2 separate regions of the Homo sapiens genome follow, and region 2 is linked to region 1. A link is an interaction called in ENCODE POLR2A ChIA-PET data of the cell type or tissue named here. Cell type or tissue: Caco-2. All regions are shown on one strand.

Evidence for each region. ChIA-PET counts read pairs that join two places held together with the same protein. Peaks named below come from ENCODE experiments on the same cell type or tissue, not always from the same donor. Only the 100,000 strongest peaks of a DNase experiment are listed, where the experiment ranks them.
Region 2: POLR2A ChIA-PET joins it to region 1 with 6 read pairs; 2 of 35 experiments call an interaction of 5 or more read pairs at or near these places.

The regions. Positions count from the first base shown.
Region 1 is chrX:132,957,363-132,959,862 of GRCh38, forward strand. HS6ST2 (heparan sulfate 6-O-sulfotransferase 2) reads right to left here and starts at 1,267. Exons shown (of 5, transcript NM_001394073.1): 1 at 813-1,267. The coding sequence starts at 1,240. It overlaps LOC124905219 (a long non-coding RNA gene), which reads left to right and starts at 73. Exons shown (of 2, transcript XR_007068337.1): 1 at 73-1,514. RefSeq lists an enhancer at 646-1,146. In Caco-2, a CTCF peak has its summit at 1,216; DNase peaks (open chromatin) are centred at 99 and 1,069; H3K4me3 peaks cover 1,814 bases.
Region 2 is chrX:133,235,621-133,238,120 of GRCh38, forward strand. No RefSeq gene overlaps it. Among named protein-coding and RNA genes, the nearest start is that of TFDP3, 19 kb to the left of the region's middle. RefSeq lists an enhancer at 101-926. In Caco-2, no CTCF peak of the experiment used is centred here; no DNase peak of the experiment used is centred here.

The DNA of each region.
Region 1 (2,500 bases):
GCTCAGCCCGCGCTCGTCGTGCCCCCGCACCGCCCCCTTCCCCTGGAGCCGCTGCTGCGCCCCTCTCCCCCTCCCCTCCGCACCGAGTACTCCACGGCGGCGGCGGCTGCGGCGGCGGCTCCCTTCCCCGCTTCCTTCCTTCCCGGCAGGCTCAGCGCTGTGGCTTCTGCGGCACACACACACCCCCACCCCGACTCCTTCCCGCGGGCCGTTCGCCCCCTCCCCCCGCCAGAGCTCTCCGGAGCTCCCCGGAGCCCCTCCACGGGGTTTAGCCCCAGTGGGACCCCTCCGGGCCCAGTCGCCCCACTCCTCAACTCACGCCCCCAGTCCGGGCCCCCGCGTGTCTCGCTCCACTCTCGGTGGCTCCCGCTCCCATCCCCATCCCGCTTCGTCCGCCGGACTCTCCGGGCTCTTCTGCCCCTATCCTCTTTGGAGCGCACACCTCTGTCCGGGTTTCTCCCCGCATGCCCCGAAGCCCTCCTTTTGCCGGCGCCCGCGCCCGCTTGCCCACCCGGTAGGCGGCCTCGAGGGAGCTCGGAGCCGGGGGCTCAGAGTTACCCTGGGGGAATGAGCCGGCCGGCAGCCCGACTTGCTATCGGAGACGCTGCGCTGCCGGTGCCCGCGGAACAGTAGCGACGGAGCCGCGGCGTGGGCAAATGCGCGCCGCACCCCTCCGGAGACCCTAGCCGGGCCACCAATGGCCAGCTGGAACTTTACGCCCTTCTCTACCCCCCGCGGCTGCCTTCCCTCCCCGTACAGCACCTTCGCGCCCTGGCCTGGGAGCGCGAACCCCGCTTTCACCTAGAACGTACCTGGCCATGGGGCCGAAAATCTTGGAGAAGATCGCACCGAGCACGTGCTTCAGCGAGTGGCCCAGGGCGGCCAGGCCCCGAGTGAGCAGGGCCCGGCAGAGGGAGCCCAGGTCCCAGCGTCGCCTGAGGACGTGCATCCGCCTGCGGCGGCCCCGGGACAGCAGCGCGAAAAGCGGGGCGCACGCGGCTCCCGCCAGGGAAGAAGACGCCTTTCGGGGCTTGTCCAGGAGCGGCCGGGTGTGGAATCCGTGAGACACACCCCTAGGAGGGCCCGCGCGAACTGAGGCGGCGACCGACCCGGGCCGGCTCGCTGCCAATTCGGCCTCTACTCTGGAATGCCGGCGGGGACAGGTGGTGCGGACGGGCGCTCCTCGCTCCGGTTGCCGCGGCGGCTCGAACTCCCGGACTGCACACGCAGGCAGTGCCATTCCCCCCTTCAGGCAACTCAGGGTACTAAGGATCACGAGCGAGCTTGAATTTATATAATAATGCCTCACGCCTAAGAGCTCGAGCCACTTCACAAGCAGAGAACCTGGGTTTTCTCTTTTCTTGGAGTACGGAGGTCACTCCGCTTAGCGCATCACTCCACTTTGGCTCGTAATTTCAACCTCTCCTAAAATAGCAAAGGCGCAAATTGGAGCTTTTCCGTCTCTCTTTGCCAATTTCCATTCTCCAGCGGAAGCGGGGGCATTTTCTGAAAAGGTAAGTCAGCATGATAAAAAGACAGCAGGACCAAAAAGCATTACAGAATGAGAATCTGACCTTTTTTAGAGCACAGACTGTCTTCTTGCTGAATCCTGTGTACCAAACCCTGTGCCTGCAGGAGGGCTTGACTCATAAAAGGTTTGTTGAATGAATGGATACATAACTAAAAACTCCATCAGAGTGAGACCGTCTAATCCAAGGTAATGTGACACATGAGGAAACTGAGGCCCAGAGAGGGGTAGGGATGTGCCCAAGGTCACACAGCAGAGCCCCAGGGTTTGAACCCAAGAAACCCAGCACCATCCACCTATTTCCTGATACTAACACCACCTTCTCTAATAAATAGGCACAGATCTTCCTCAAGCTCCAGTGTCCGAAAGGCTCTTTTCTGCTGCTGGACCAGGAATGCAGGGTTTAACAGGGAAAGAATGGATGTTCCTTCAGGAAAAGGACCCTGGGAACTCAGGAGTCAGTCTGTCCCCATCTGATTGATCAAAGGGGCTTGCTGTACATCAGGACACTGGTGTTTCCGTGACTGAGTGTGCAACTCCCTCCAGTCCCACTGCTACAGAAGGGGCACCGGTTGGCAGCAGTGTTTCTGAGCAGTGCTGTTGGCACTGGGGCCACTGAGTGGGAGAATGCAGACCACGAGCTGAGTCCTGGGGTGGGGGCATGTCCCTCCTGGAGACAGGCTCTCCCAGTATCTCCCTTGCTGAGCTCTGCTCCATCCGTTTCCTGTTCTATCTATGCCATGAAGCGGCAAGCCTAAGAATAGTCCAGAAGTCCTGGGAAATCTGTCCCTGGGCAGCACTGGGATAATCACTTGCCCCTCCTGAGCCTCAGTTTTCTTGTCTGTAAGATAGGACCAATTATGTCCCCTGTTTTGACCAACTGAGTCACCGTGGGGATGAAATGTAGAAACCTTTAGGCCACTCCAAATGTGAGGCTGTGTTTACCTGTTGCTCTAAGCTCAATGTGCCAAC
Region 2 (2,500 bases), 280 kb after region 1:
TCTCTCTGTTGCCCAGGCTGGAGTGCAGTGGTGTGATTATAGCTAACTGCAGCTTTGAACTCCTGGCCTCGAGCAATCTTCCCACCTCAGCCTCCCAAGTAGCTGGGACTACAGGCACACACCACCATGCCCACCTAATTTAAAAAAAAATTGTAGAAATGGGGTCTCACTACATTGCCCAGGCTTGTCTCAAACTCCTAGCCTCAAGCAATCCTCTCACCTTGGCCTCCCACAGTGTTGGGATTACAGGCATCAGCCACTGCACCCCGCCCAGAGTGACTTTCTAACTGCAAATCTGAATTCCGCCTCCAGTACCTACTAGACTAAAACTAGCCCCCTTCCTCTTTCCTGTTGCTCTGTCCATCTCCAAACCCAACCCCATGCCTCCGCATCCCTTTGATGTATTGTCTTGGCTCTTCTGGATACTACAAGGTGAATGGTCTGAATTTACTGACCTGATTATCCCCCCAGGGACTATACCCTCCCACATATGCACTGGCAGAAGAGGAAGCTGTTTGAGAGGAGAGGGCCATTTTGAAATTAAATAATAAAAGAGGCTTGAGAAACATGCAAGTTCCAGAGTAGAATTCTCTAGCCAGGGTTCTCAACATGTGGTCCATGGACCACCATCCTCAAAATTGCCTAAGGAGCTTGTTAAAAATATAGAATCTCAGGCCTCAAGCCCAGACCTACTGAATCTGCATTTTAACAAGCTCCCTAGTTGATTCCAGTATGCACTAAAGTTAGAGACCCATTTCCTTTATCGGCCTTAACTGCTTAAAACAGTGGTTCACAGACTTGGCCACAAATCAGAATAACATGGTGAGCTCAAGAAAAATATTGGCTCCTGGGTCCCACCCCTAACAATTGTGATTCAATTGGTCTGTGGCGGGACTGGACATTTGAGAATTTTAAAAGCTTCCCAGGTAATTTTAATGTGCAGCCATAGTTATAAACCAATGGTATAGAGGAAACACATGCAGCTCCATAGATAAGAGCTCCTCCATCCAAGGTTGTGTTTTCTGTGTGATTGTGTGTGTCTGTGTATGTGTGTTCAAAAATGTTAAAGTTTTTGCTGAGCCTGAGGTGTAAAGCAACATCTTCTGGGCAGATTTGGGAATTTCACTGGGGGTGACAACAGGCACTCCCAGGAAAAATATGCAGTGGGCTGACTGGTCCATTGGGAGAAATGATCATGTTGTATCACTCAGTTGCCCAATCACCCTCAAGGATTGGGGCCACAGGTGCATCCCTGGCATGGATGACCTGGCGGTGCCCACCCTTAGCACTGTGTCATTTGTACCATTAAAGTTGTACCCTCTCTGTTGGGCTCATTTGAGGCTCTCTTAAGATCTGGTGATTAATATAAAGGTGAAGATCCAAAGAGCTGACTTTTGCTTTTATCTGCACTGCCCTCCCCCCAAAGAAACAAGATTTGCCTTAAGTAGCCCCCAAGTTCATGGTTTCAGCCACATAAAAGGCTCCAGACCCATTTATGTGTCTCAGTTGTGATTGATGAATAGCCGTCCATCCTCCTGTGACTGGAGTTGCTGCTTGTTGTCGTACTACATAAAGCAATTGTATAAATTACCTCTCATCCAAGTCACAAAATATGTTTGCCAAAATGATTTCTTCTAAAATTGTAAAAGTGAAAATAGAGTACACAGAGAGAAATTGAGTTTGCTCCAAGGGGCTATGAATTCACCATTAAGAAAGCCTCGAAAAGAGATTAGCAATCCATCTGGTGTGTTTGCACATCGTTTAGTGCCATTTTGGGGCATTTCTGAAAATGTCAGTCACGGTGGGGAGGAAGAGAAGGAGGTTCCATTGGCCATTAAGATGATATACCAAGAGGCTGTGGTTATCAGGGCATGCAGTGGGGCAGCGCTTCACCAGCTCTGACCTCAGCTCAGTGAGAATTGCAAAAGCTCCAAAGTTTAATAAAAATCAGTGGCTAGATTCCAGTGCCAGGGGGTTTGATAAAGCATTGTCATAAGCTTCAGGCCATGTTCTTTGAACAAAACAACTCTCTATATTCTTGAATATCCCCCCCAACACACACACACACACACAGACACACACAGTCTTCTTCACCAAAGAAAACTGACAAATGGACAAACTCATATTTTCCAAGCCAATCTGGGAAAGATCTAAGCTAAATATGGGACATCTTAGTTAAGTATTTTGCCGAAAAGTCTCACTCTTTAGCAGTCTTAAAATTAAGACAGACTGGGCACAGTGGCTCATGCCTGTAATCCCAGCAATTTAGGAGACTGAGGCAGGAGGATCACTTGAGGCCAGGAGTTCCATACCAGCTTGGGCAACATAGTGAGACTCCATCTCTATAAAAAAAATTAAAAATGATCTGTGCATGGTGGCACATACCTGTAATCCTAGCTACTTATGAAGCCAGGGTGGGAGGGTCACTTGAGCCCAGGAGTTCAAGGCTACAGTGAACCATGACTACACCATTGCACTCCAGCCTGGGCGACAGAGTGAG